Linked DNA regions of Mus musculus: region 2 is linked to region 1. Evidence: chromatin contacts called from ENCODE Hi-C or POLR2A ChIA-PET data. All regions are on one chromosome and are shown on one strand. Each heading gives the region's core, a stretch centred on a gene start or an enhancer-like site at or near the end of the contact. The rest is flanking DNA. Distances are from core to core; before and after follow the strand shown.

Region 1 (7,237 bases), core at 4,142-6,641:
CTCAGGCACAGGCTAGCCACCATTGGTGACTCCGTCTCTTGAGTCTCTACCTGATGGTCCTCTGCCAGTTGCTGTGACTTGAATCAGTCTTCCTGCTGCAGGAACTGGCTGCCGAGTCTGAGTCCCTCAAGGACTGTGAATGGTGAGAATAAGAACCTTATATTTCAAGACCAGGACATTGTCACTGGCATCCCCAGTACCTGGATTCCTTCTGTGTTTCCACAACATTTGAGTCAAACCTTTTTCCTTTTCTCAATAACTTGTGCATTAACACTTTGTGGCAAAGAATATAGTCATATTTTTTTGATTTTAGAAATATTAAATTCTCTATTGGCATGAGTTGCCAAGTTTTACCCTATCTCACATGTATCTGGGTTGGGTTGATTTTTTTTTGTTTGTTTTTTTTTGTTGTTGTTTTTTTGGTTGTTGCTTTATGCATATTTATAAAAATAAAAATAAAGATATCTTAAATCCAAAGCATCAAATTTAATTACTGAATCAAACTTACTAATTACACACTCTGAACTTCAATAACTTTATTGTATCTCCTTGTCACCTTCTAAGCCTCCAGTGTGACTGTGGTTTTTATCTATTTTTCCTTTTTATTTCTAATAGCTCTTGCCTCTGCATCTCAACACATTCTTTGATTCACTATTAATAACTTTATTGTAGCACCATTAACCAGCCACTTTCCATTCATTCATTCAAAAAGAAATCTTCACTGAATCTTACATATCAGACATTATTCTGGGCGCTTGACACACGTCAGAGAACAAAGGGAACTCAAGTCCCGTCGCTCTTACATTCTGCAGGGGACGGGCACCACACAATCAGCTTTCCGAGGAACCAAGAAGGGCAGGGTGCTGTATGCAGGGTGCTGTGTGCAGGGCCTTCGAGGCCATACAAGCATCTGACCTTCACTCTGAGGGCTTTAAGCAAAAGAGAACGACATGATCTGATTTACATTTTATAAGATCCGCCAGGCTGCTATGTTCACAATGAAATACAGAAGGCAGGGATGGAGACAGAGACACCAGTACCAAGCATTAATCCAAGGAAAGCACGGCACTGGTTAAAGCTGGGTGGTAACCGTAGGAGAGAGAGGGAACATAGCTTGTTTTCTGGGTGTGTGTGTTTTTTTTTTTATTATTGTTTTTATCATTGTGTTGTTTTGGACAGGTTTCTCTGTGTAATGTGACAGTGCCCCAGATCTCAGCACAACTGACTATAGGATGGAAGCTCCATTCAGGCTGTAAAATTCAGCACATAGACAGCACCACCAGCCAAAACTACAACAGAGGCCTGATCCAGCAGAGTCCATAGTTCCAGGAAAGTCTATAAACGTACTAACCTTGCTTTCTAGCTTCTGTAATTCTGCTTCTGGCTAACTGTTCTTTTTAACTGAATTATGTCAACCCAGAACATGGTTTTTGTGGTTAAAAGCTCACCCTGAGAAAGGCTCAGTGCTACACTGGTTTCCCAAACACCCAGTGTACTTGCTAGAGGGCTAATAAACACTTTCTATTGGCTTAAACCCATGCCCGAGCAGTCTTCTCTGCTGAATACTCCACTACAGTAACAGCCTGGCTGTCCTAGAACTCACTTTCTAGACCAGACTGGCTTGGAACTCACAGAGATTCACCCGACTCAGAATATTGTTTTTGAGACAATGTCTCATTCTGTAACCCCAGGCTAGCCTAGAACTCACTATGTAGTCCATCTCCCTGCCTCCCAAGAGCTAGGATTAAAGGCCTGTGCCACCACCGCTTGGTGCAACAAGATTTCTTAAACGGATTTCTATACAAAGTAAACACTGAAAGAGAAAGAAGAAATGAGGGTGATACAAAGCAACGTGACTTGTGATGGAAGTGACTGTACTGGCTAGTTTTATGTAACCCTGACATGTGCTACCACCTTTTGAGACAGGGGAACCTCAGTTGAAAAAAATATCTCCATATTATCAAGCTAAAGCCAATCTTGTAAGGCATTTCTTAATTAGTGACTGATGGGGGAGGTCCCAGCCCATTGTGGGTGGGGCACCGCTGGGCCAGTCAGTAGTCCTGGGTTCTATAAGAAAGAAGGCCGAGCAAGCCACAGGGAGCAAACCAGTAAACACCACCCCACCACGGCCTCTGCATCAGCTCCTGTCTCCAGGTCCTGCCCTGTTTGCATTTCTGCCCAGACTTCCTTTGATGATGAACAAGGCTGTGAAGGCATAAGTAAGTCAAATAAATCACAGTGAGTTATAGTTCTCTATTTGTCTACAATGCATGAGCTCTCAGATCCTAACAACCCTCTTCTATCACACAGCATAGCAACCAGGCAATGCAGAGGACAGTGAGCCTTTAAGAGAAAACAAATTTAATCACCTCCCAGATTTCTGCTCCGTAAAACCTCCCCAGATGTGGCATTGGAAAGTGAGCCCGTGCACCAGCTGACTGCTTGGCTAAGTCAGAGAACAGAGGTTTGATCTGCAAGCAGCTGGAAAAGAACACAACACTCCACAGAATCTATCAGGCTAAGCTGCTGCAGGCTGCAAGCTGAACTGATTCCAGGGTTTGCAGGGCTGGTACAAGTAGGAGCTCCAGTTCACGTCCAGAGCCAACACACTTCCCTGAGCGAACCTCACCAAGCCTCCCCGACAGCATGCAACTGAGATCCCAGAAAGTCTAGGCTTAGGAGTTAAGAATCATGCCTGTTAACAGAGCAAGAGAGGACAAATCCCATCTAGCTGGCTGCTAGTCTTTGTAAATGAAGTTTTATTAGAACACAGCTATGTTCACTTGTACTTGGCAGAGTTGTGTAATTGTAACAGAGAATATTGCTCACAAAAGTCTAAGATACTATCTGACCTTTACTGAGTTCTACATTGGAGTAAGACCTCTGGTATTTCCCCTAAAAATAAAGGCACCCCCCCAAAAAAAAATCTGTTCTAACAAAGATAACACCAAGTGTGGGAGAACCAAACTACCTGCCTAATACTCAACATATTTTAAAGAAAAAAAATCAACATAATCTCCAAAAGATACCAGTCATTGTGTTACATATATAATTATGTTACATGAGCTGTGAAGCAGGAAAGTGTAGCCAATCAATTATCACCACCATCATCACCACCATCATCAAATAAGACAGACTGTGGGGAAACTCTGATTTCAAGTGTTTAAAATAGCCGTTACGGGGCTAGAGAGATGGTTCCGTGGTTAAAAGCACTTACTGCTCTTCCAGAGGATCTGGCCAGTTGGATTCTCATAACCTGTATCTTATGGCTCACAACTGCCTATAATTTCAGTTCCAGGGGATATGACTCCCTCTGGCCTCCTCAGGTACCTGCACATATGTGGTGCACGTAAACTCAAGATGGATTACATGCATGCACATAAATAAAAAATAAATCTTTTTTTAAAAAGTTGTTATGTTTACTGGGTGTGGCAGCACATGCTTGGAAATGGCAGAAGGACCAGGAATTCAAGCCCGCCCTACACAAGACCCTGTCTCATAAAATAAAATGTAACAATTGTTACAAGAGCATGACTGGGAAATCTGAACAGAGAAACTGACAGAGAAATGCCCAGTATGACGGGTGGTTTACACCACTAATCTCAACACACGGTGGTAGAGGCGGAAGGACCAGGAGTTCAAGGCTACAGGAGATTCTGTCTTAAAACAAATAAATAGCTAAATAGAAATTCTAAAAATAAGTACAATATACAAGACAATGAGTAGGATTCTCAGTCTTTCTGTCTTTCTTTTCTTCCTTCTTTGTTCCTTCCTTCCTTCCTTTTTTTCTTTCTTTCTCCTCTTATGGAGCAGGGGAACCCCAAACCAAGGCTTATGGGTGCTAACCACTGAGCTATACTCCCTAGGCACAGTTTTCAGAGATACATAGGCAAAAGAATCTACAAATAAAGTGATATACCTAGGACATCCTTTAAAATAATACCATCGTGGGAGGCACTGTGGCTGGGGTGGAGAAGTGAGTGTCTCTACACACATGATTTGTGAGCAGACAATGTGTATGCAGAGTTTGCCGCTCTGTTGTGTGTTTGAAATTTCTCCTATGAAGAACATTTCAAAGGCTAAAAAAAGAAAATCTAATCTTCACATGAACAAGTTGTATTAAATGTACAAGATCATTCAAGTGATGAGAAGTTCTGGGTACACACAGAATGACCAGAGTCATCTTTGCCAAAAACCTCTAAGATATGTAGCACTATATTTTGAGTGCTTTGGAAAATATGGGCATTTCATAAAAACTGAATATTTTATTTCACAAAGCCGTGAATCGTGTATGTCATTCTCTGTATGTATTATATTAGATACACATATACACACAAATATAACTACACAAATATATGAGTATCTGATTTCACAAAGGGGGGGCTGTATTGAGCTAAACTGGGCTGGTGAGATGGTTCAGTGGGTAAAGCCTGAACCAAGCCTCATGGTCTGAAAAACAGATAATGGGAGAACTCCCACAAGTTCTCCTATGACCCTGTGACCTTTGTATGCACACCTTGGCACCTGTTTGAGCATACACCAGACAAACAAATATATGTAATTTTAATGTCCTACAACTTGCTTTTTCCAAATATTCCAAATAATATATTTTTGTGGACACCATTCCATGTCAACGTCAAACTTTTTTACACACCCTTAGATACACACAAATAAGTTGGTATCTGACTTCACAAAAGGGGATTGTATTAAGTTAAGCTGGACTGGTGAGATGGCTCGGAAGGTATATAATACGTGCTGAGTATTGCTCTGAAAATATTTACCTCCTAAAACCGTTCCTATGTGCCTGGCACTTAAATTGTATCTAAAGTCGTTGGTGTTCCTTTTTTTTTTTTTCGTCCTTCTTGAACCTATTTTTGAGTTCTTGCTAGCAAAGAATCCGAACCTAGTACTAATTCAACAACGATTCGCCGGAAACGCATCTGTTTGGAATGCCCCTGACATCGTTAGCTCTCCTAAGTCATCATGACTGTCATCACCTTTTACAAGTTTCTCAAAAAGGCATGCCAATCCAACAGCTCTAAACCGAGTGTTCCGGCGCATTTCACCGTCGTCGCTGGTAGATACGTCTGCAACACTAACCACACAAGTAAAGAGAGGGAAGAAAACTTCAGGTAACGACCCACAAATCTCAAGAACTAAGCACTCAAGCAACATGGTAAGAAGAGGACAAACGTGTGTCTGTTTCTGCAGCGTGCCAACGTGTATGGTATACGCGGGTCCGACTGAAAGTACGCACGTGCGTACCAAGCCCACGCGCGGACGTGTCTCTGGGCGCGTAGCCCTGGAGCGGTCGTATGCCGATCGCTTACCTCCACGGACGAGCAGGGGGACGCCGATGGGCGCCGCCATGTTGGCTCCGGTCACGTGGCCAAGAGAGCCTCGCAGCTCCGCCCACTGGAGTAGCCGCGCTCTCAAAGCCCAGAAGCGCTGAAGCAGTGGGAGGCGAGTGCGCGCGCGCGCGTGAGCTGGCTTGCAGGAGCCCGGGCTAGCGAGTGCCTCTGGTGTCGAGGCCAGCAGCTCCGTCTGCGGCCAGCTCGCTTCCACCAGGAGAGGCTGGCTCCGGCCGCAGTTCTCTCTCTGAGCTTCCAGACCCATCAGGGATGGAAGAAAGTCGTCATGTAAGTGTAGCCTCCAGTATTTATAGAATCACCATTTTGGTGCATGGATACGTGAAGTTGGGCGAGAGGAAAAAAAAAACAAACAAACAAACACAATTTAGTGTGCAACAAAGCACTTTCATCGCCTTTCATTCGGTTACAAATCATTTCCAGGCAACTAGTTGAAAAAGTTGGATCAGTTTGATCAGCTTCCCTTTGCAATGTTAGAATATTAATTACTCAGCAGAGACTCCAGAATAGAATAGTTGGGACACCTATGTGGCCCTGTGGGTATCTTCACAGGATTTCTCCTTCCCTGATGACACTTCCTGCTTGGCAGTATTAACTGCTGTTATCCCTAAATTAGATATTTAAAGAATGACGCATGTCAGCTTGCATAGCCCCTATGTCAAGGCAAGTGAGGCAGCCGCTGTACCTTCGATGATACTGTTGCCCGATTTCACCAGGTTCTGTGCCTCTTGCCCTTGTTTTGCGGTGGAGTCCAGACGCTCATGGACCAGGTGTTATCCATCTTGGTAGCTTCCTGTGCTCAACACAGACCATGATACCCCAAGATGTGTATGGTGAAAGAACCCAAACTGTAGTGTAGCAGTTTCTGGACTTTGAATGCAGTCGAGATCGATAAGGATTCCTTGTGAATATGTGGATGTCTTCTCATTGATTTTAAAGAATCCACATGCGGGCTGGAGAGATGGCTCGGCGGTTAAGAACACTTAGGACTCTTCCTGAGTTCAATTCCCAGCAACCACATGGTGGCTCACAACCATCTTTAATAGAACCTGATGCCCTCCTCTTGTGTGTCTGAAGATAGCTACACTGTACTACATATATAAAATAAAAAATAAAAGAGTCCACATGCTCAACTGGCACACCTTTAACCTCAGGAGGCAGAGTTCAACTCATCACAAACCTCAAATCGGAGAACACTTAATCCAAGGGTATTCTTTTTGTTTGAGAATATCATACACACATAGAATGTGTTTTTGTCTAATACACTCCCAGCACCACCACGCGCCCCCATCCTTCTCCTCCAACTCCTGCTCATCCCTTCCACCACATTTCCCTTTCAACTTCATGTGCTTTTATTTTAACACACTGAGTCCATCTACTGCCAGTATGCACATGAATGTAGGGCCATCTACTGGAGCACGGGGATCCTTTCAGGGGCAGAAACCCTGGAGAAAACTGACCACCCTCATCCCCTCAGTAGCTCTGTCAATTGTCAGCTATGAATGGGACTTTGTGTCCTTGTCCCAATCTATGTTGAGATCTCGGCTAGCTAGGTCTTGTGCGTGTAGTGACAGCCATTATGAATCCATGTGTGCCTTGGTCCTGTTTCATCCAGAAAACACTTCCACAGAGGTCACCCTGTACCTCTGGCCCTTAGAATCTTTTCATAGCTCCCCTCTTAGGAGATCATCCCCTGAACCTTGGAGTTAGGGAATGTGTGTGTGTGTGTGTGTGTGTGTGTGTGTGTGTATGTGTGTATGTGTGTGTGTGTGTGTGTGTGTGTGTATGTGTGTATGTGTGTGTGTGTTTGTGTGTGTGTGTGTATGTGTGTGTGTGTGTGTGTGTGTGTGTGTGAGAGAGAGAGAGAG
Region 2 (6,489 bases), core at 2,816-5,315, 93 kb before region 1:
CTTTGTTTCCCTCTCTGTCAATTCTATACCCACTCTATGGATTCCTCACAGCTAAGATGGATGGTAAAGGCTTGGCAGAAGCTAGGGTTAATGAGTGACCGACTCAGTCTAGGATATGTTCTAGCAATTGCCTTCTCTACTAGACTGTAGGCCACCGGACCTTAGTGATCCCCAGATCCGGACACTATGTTACAACAAGGAAGTGCCAGTAGTGAGATTGGGAGCAGTAGAGAGCCTTGTACTCAGGACCACTTAAGGTGGAGAAAGGAAAGGCAAAGATGCCCCTGGGGAGCTATCAGGGAAGCACCTAGCAGAAGACCCCACCCACTTAGCTGGGCTAACAAGCCCAACCCTTGAAAGCATTGTGACCTCTTGCTGAGCCTAGGAAGGAAAACTAAAACACAAACTTGAGTTTCAAGAATACAGGCTCTGGAGTCTGTCCATGTGAAGGCTTAAGGGATGGGATTCTGTGTGGCTCCCTGGATTCCTGGAGGAAACCTTAGGGTCTTGCTGGGAGAACCAGTGTTAAAGACACTAACAAGAACTTTCTGGGGTAGCTGTGTGGCTGTGATAGAGAAGCCAGTATGAGACGGGCAGGACTGGGAGGTCTCCAGAGACAAATCCCTGCCCTTTCCCCACAGCTTTGAGTTCCAGGACAAAGCTTAAGAGATTTAGAAATTGCAGGTCTCCAGAGCTATAGGGGTGGTACCCCCAAGACACACACACATACACACACACATAAACACATACACACACACACACACACACACACACACACACACACACACACACCAAGCATCACTCCTGGGACCAGCAGCAAGCAAAGATTCACCCTGGGACCATAGCCAGAGAGTAGGTAGTCAAACTAGCCTTGGAATGTGCAGACCAACATGGAAGCCCTGGGGGAGTGGGGCGGGTGCCTTCTTTCCCAGATCTCACCTCTCAGCTTGGTGCAGGACACCCAGTAGACAAGCAGAGGCAAAGTTCTGGGCCAAGCGAAATCGAGGGAATCTGGCCAGGGGGTTAGGGGGAGCCCTAAGTGAACCTTCACTCTCCAGCTTGGAGCCTCTGGAAATCCTGGGTGTTTGAGGGCTTACCCTAAACACTACTGGGATTTGTGCTGTAGCAACAGAGAAGGCAGCTGGCTGACAGCTGAAGTTGAGTGAAGCACCTGATGCGAAAGAAGTTGTTTTCTTCTATCCAAGAACCTCGAGATGTTCATTGCTACAAAGGGAATGGGTGGATCAAGCTACACTCTGAGGAACAGGCTGCAAACTGAGATGTGTTGAAACACACAAAGTCTGCATTGAGACACCTAACCCTCCTCTACTAGATCTAGGCAGACTAAAAGAACTCTGGGGCTAGGAATAATAACTGAAGGGAAGGAGCAAGCACCAAGGCAAACTAGCCTCATTCAGGCAGCCAGTTTCTCTCCAAATTCATCTCAACTCCCTCTTGAGGCCTCTTCTGTCTGAGGAGAGCAGAGTGGCTCTCCTCAGAACTGGGGCTCAAAGTGTAAAATATCAATCAATACAAGAATACAATCAATACAAGAATACTTAGGGTGCTTCACTTTAGACCAAAGTAGAGAAATCCGTTGGCTATTTCTTACAAAGCAATGAGACAATTTGGATGAACCTAGATTTTGGCGGGTGGGGGTGGGGTGGCTCATGCCTGTAATCCCAGCACTCAGGAACTCAGATGTAGACAGGAGGATGGTTGTGAATTTGAAGCCAGGTTCGTCTACACAGCAAGTTCCAGACTAGCCAGCACAGCGTCCTGAGATTGTGCCTCAAGAAAACAAAATTAGTAAATGGAACAAGATGTAGATTTGTGTCTGGCTTATCAGGACACTTCAAGCCTAGGTCCCCCCCCCCCCCCCAGCTATAGGTCTCTCTCCTTCCCCTTGCAGCTTTTCCCCTCTCTAGGCTCAGAGCTGCATCCACTTCCCAGGCTACAGGGCACTCATCTTGTGTCCAAGATAAAAGAGGGCCCAGGTCCTATTTATTCCAGAATGATGCTGTTTTATAAATCTCACCTGAGTTTACACTGTTTCTGGGGATTGAGAAAGAAATAGAATGCAGAAAACTTTCCACCACCAGTATGCCTTCAGGACAGGCTTGATTGGCAACAAAGGGGCAGAGAAAGCGCAATCAGATTTTTAATTCTGATTCTGATTTTTAATTTTAATTTTGATTGGTTTTTTTCCTTTTATTAGGGCAAAACAGCTACTCGTGTGGTGTCAGAGCACAGGGACTTGAAATCGAGTCGCTAAAAGGCAATCTGGATTAAAAACCTTGAGATACCGTTGATGCACATAAAAGGGGCAGGAAGCAGTTTAAAGTCAATACAGTAGGGAGGGTCTGGTCTGGTGCAGGCGAGTCCCACCAGGGAGCGTTTCTAATAAAACTCATTCTTCCCCATTCTCTAGGCCTTCCTTAGCCAAGTGGCTGAGAACTAAATCCAGGCAGACTGGAAGGCGCATTACCTGCCTCATTATTCCGCTGTGTGAATGCTGGAGTTTTAATTACACACTTGCTTTTTCTGGGGAAGACCAAAGATCGTATTTTTTAAAGTATCAACTTGTTTTCCATTAGGCAGTTGTTGTAACAAGTTCTTTCAGTGACATGTTATGTCTTTAGGAAGGGATGCTTCAGATGGCGCGCACTAGCACAATTTTGTGGCTTTTAATTACTATTTTGTTCTTTTGGGGGGTTTCAGAGGCTGGCGCCTGGGCGTGATTAGACTGTCTACCAGGCCTGTAACAACCTCCTACACTGTCCACCAGGTGGCGCCACAAAGCAGGCGCTACCGCAATCTTCAAACTTGAGAGTCCATCACTGCGCTGAGTCCATCCATCACCCTTCTTTTGAAAATCCCAACCACCAGAGAGGGGAACTCATCACTTGGAAAAGAAAGAAAGAAAGAAAGAAAGAAAGAAAGAAAGAAAGAAAGAAAGAAAGAAAGAAAGAAAGAAAGAAAGAAAGAAAGAAAGAAAGAAAGAGAGAGAGAGAGAGAGAGAGAGGAAGGAAGGAAGGAAGAAAGAAAGAAAGAAAGAAAGAAAGAAAGAAAGAAAGAAAGAAAGAAAGAAAGAAAGAAAGAAAGAAGAAAAATAAAAATAAAGAAAGAAACCTAGAGAAAGAAATTACAACAGTGGAGTAAGATCCTAGAACACGAAAATGTAAAATAAAGTAGACAAAATAAAACTTCTTATATTTATTGTTTATATCAAGAAAACGTGTGATAATGAATCTTGATAAATCTCTAATATTACTTCAGTATCTCTTTTTTTTTTTCATTCCCCTTTTCATAAAAACACCAATGCAAACGACTTTGAAGGCTGTCTAGTCTGGCCTACCTTTCCCAAGGAGGGAACCTCAGAATCAGTTTCCAGCTAGTGGCTCAGATGTGCGTCATTACTAGAGACCTTTATGTGTATGAGGAAAAGTGATTTCAAATACATTACTAGTAATAATACCTTTGGGCTTATAGAGCTCTTCTCTCAAGCAAAAAGGAAAAACGTTAAACATTATCCAATTAATTGTCGTAATATCTCTGTGGGTAGTTTGGGAAGCATAGGTTATTATACGCGGTTTATGGATAATTTAAATCAATTGCCCGTCAGGTGCAAAGTGGCTGACAAGAGTAGTGCGAGCCAGGCACCTCGAGGAAAAGTATCTGGAGAAAAAGGAGACAGAGCTGGCTCGGCCCTCTTCCTGGCTTTATTTGATTAAGGCGAAGTTGGACAAGAGATGTAAATCGTTAGACTTGGCTCTTGAAAGCAGAGTAAGGTGGGAGACCCCATTTCTTTCCCGGAGCCTTATGTCCTGTTGCGGGCCATCCCGCACCCTATCCAGCTCCAGATCGGGTACCCACTTTCTGCAGTGCTTGTACACGCACCCACCGCGGCCGCCTTGCCCGCCACGTGACACGCGGGTCCCGGGGCCGCCCGGTCGCGGACTCCCGGCGCCCCGCGGCTCATTCCTTCTGATTGGCTGTTGCTAGGTGACGTTGCCCGCGGTCACGTGATAAGTGTTAAATGCCCACCCTGCAGGAGCCTGCCCGGCAGACAATCGTAAAGCTGCTCGGGGGTCGCTCACCTGCTCCCGCCTCCTGGAGCCCCTACCGGGTCTGACCGCTCTTGCCCCCTCCATTGCCCGCCCCCCGCCCGAGCCGGGCCAGGAGCCGAGAGGTCCGAGAGGCCCGGGAAGGATGCGGCCAGCAGCTGCGGTCCCGAGCCACGCACGGTGATCGCCTCCTCCAGGGGAGGAGGCGCCTAGACCGTAGCCTCATTTCTTGTTTTCCTCTCCCTCCCCCTCCCCGTAATTACATTGGTTGCTGGAAGGGACCCGGAGAGATAGACAGAGGAGGCGCCTCGCATCCCCCTCTCGCCCGCCACCCGTGCTCTTTCCTGTCCCGGGTCAGGATGACTGGAGTCTTTGACAGTCTGGTGGCTGATATGCACTCGACCCAGATCACCGCCTCCAGCACGTACCACCAGCACCAGCAGCCCCCGAGCGGTGCGGGCGCCGGCCCTGGCGGCAACAGCAACAGCAGCAGCAGCAACAGCAGCCTGCACAAGCCCCAGGAGTCGCCAACCCTCCCGGTGTCCACGGCTACGGACAGCAGCTACTACACCAACCAGCAGCACCCGGCGGGCGGCGGCGGCGGGGGGGCCTCGCCCTACGCGCACATGGGCTCCTACCAGTACCACGCCAGCGGCCTCAACAATGTCTCCTACTCCGCCAAAAGCAGCTACGACCTGGGCTACACCGCCGCGTACACCTCCTACGCGCCCTACGGCACCAGTTCGTCTCCGGTCAACAACGAGCCGGGTAAGCATCGCAAGCATCTAGGGTGCCCAAGTCACGGGGAGGGACCGGGTAAGCATGGGGTGGGGGGCAGTCCGGAGCTCTAGCCTTGCACTCTGTGCATCTCTTGCTCCCGCCCTGAACTCTGCCCAATCTCCAACTGCACGCGAATCGCAGTTTCTGCCTCTCCACGCTCCGGGGGACAGAGTCGGTGGGCGGTTGGGCCAGTTGGCATGCTGTGGGTAGCGCATAGCTTTGCTGCCCGCCTCTTCTTTCTCTCTTGCACAGCTCCCCCGGGTCCCTTGCAGGGTTCCGTGGCCAGGCCAGTCGGCGCGTGCTGAAGTTGGGAAGGCCTCCTCAAGTCTCTAAAGGCCTCCGCTCCGAACTTTAGGACCGCGGGGTTGGACGGTGGGTGCTCACCACTCACTTTTCGTTGCAGACAAGGAAGACCTTGAGCCTGAAATCCGAATAGTGAACGGGAAGCCAAAGAAAGTCCGGAAACCACGCACCATCTACTCCAGTTTCCAGCTGGCGGCCCTTCAACGACGCTTCCAGAAGACCCAGTATCTGGCCCTGCCAGAGCGAGCCGAGCTGGCGGCGTCCCTGGGCCTCACCCAAACTCAGGTGAGCAAGGTGGGAGATGGCCTGCTTTCTCTAGGAAGCGGGCACGTCCGGAACAACTTTTCAAAAGTATATTTTCACCTGTGCTTTTTTATTCCGGGCAAAGTAAACTTCTAGGCCCAATGCTTAAAACAAACAAACAAACAAAATAAGAAATTTTTTTCAAAGGGGGCAGCCGCATGGGAGGAAAGAAAATGACCCGGGTGGACAGAAATCCCACACTACAACGCCTTTCCACTCGCTGCTGCTAAAGCGGGTTCCATAACTGACCTGACACCGCACTACCCAGAACCTTGGTCACATACTTAGAGCTCATCCATCAGCATTTTGAGATCCCCCCAATGTAGCTAGAAGCAGCGGAGGCCCAGAGCCCAGGTCTGCTCGCCCGCCGTCTCCACTCCACCAACCTCCTGCCCAGGTTCCTGTACTAAAGCTCAGGGCTTTTCCTTTTTTTCTACAAAGGTCAAAATCTGGTTCCAGAACCGCCGATCCAAGTTCAAGAAGATGTGGAAAAGCGGCGAGATACCCACCGAGCAGCACCCTGGAGCCAGCGCTTCTCCTCCTTGTGCCTCCCCGCCGGTCTCGGCGCCAGCATCCTGGGACTTCGGCGCGCCGCAGCGGATGGCTGGCGGCGGCCCGGGCAGCGGAGGCGGCGGTGCGGGCAGCTCTGGCTCCAGCCCGAGCAGCGCCGCCTCGGCCTTTCTGGGAAACTACCCGTGGTACCACCAGGCTTCGGGCTCCGCTTCACACCTGCAGGCCACAGCGCCACTTCTGCATCCTTCGCAGACTCCGCAGGCGCACCATCACCACCATCACCACCACCACGCAGGCGGGGGCGCCCCGGTGAGCGCGGGGACGATTTTCTAACCTCGAGTGGACAGCGTCTGAGACTTGAGAACTGAGACACCGTGTTCTTCAGCACGCGTCCTGTAGCTAGAGGCTCGAACCTACCAGCCCGCGACCGCCACCCACCCAGCGGTATTGGAAGTGGCGACCAGGGGTGACCCGTCGTGGAGCCACTTCTCGCACTGCCACGGAGCAGCCGGAAACAAGGAGG

What was found. Hi-C counts contacts between places; a loop is a spot of excess contacts on that map. ChIA-PET counts read pairs that join two places held with the same protein, here RNA polymerase II (POLR2A).
Region 2: a map of left cerebral cortex shows a loop between it and region 1 (5-fold over the local background). The contact joins the promoter of Dlx2 here to the promoter of Metap1d in region 1. A Hi-C loop is called at or near these places in 21 of 37 maps with a recorded cell type or tissue (ES-E14, Patski, T-helper 17 cell and 7 more). POLR2A ChIA-PET finds 5 or more read pairs at or near these places in 2 of 5 experiments (Patski and embryonic stem cell).

The regions. Positions count from the first base shown.
Region 1 is chr2:71,451,492-71,458,728 of GRCm38, reverse strand. It overlaps Metap1d (methionyl aminopeptidase type 1D (mitochondrial)), which reads right to left and starts at 5,391. Exons shown (of 10, transcript NM_025633.3): 1 at 5,331-5,391. The coding sequence starts at 5,370.
Region 2 is chr2:71,544,330-71,550,818 of GRCm38, reverse strand. It overlaps Dlx2 (distal-less homeobox 2), which reads left to right and starts at 4,065. Exons shown (of 3, transcript NM_010054.2): 1 at 4,065-4,835; 2 at 5,251-5,435; 3 at 5,895-6,489. The coding sequence starts at 4,427. The coding sequence ends at 6,299.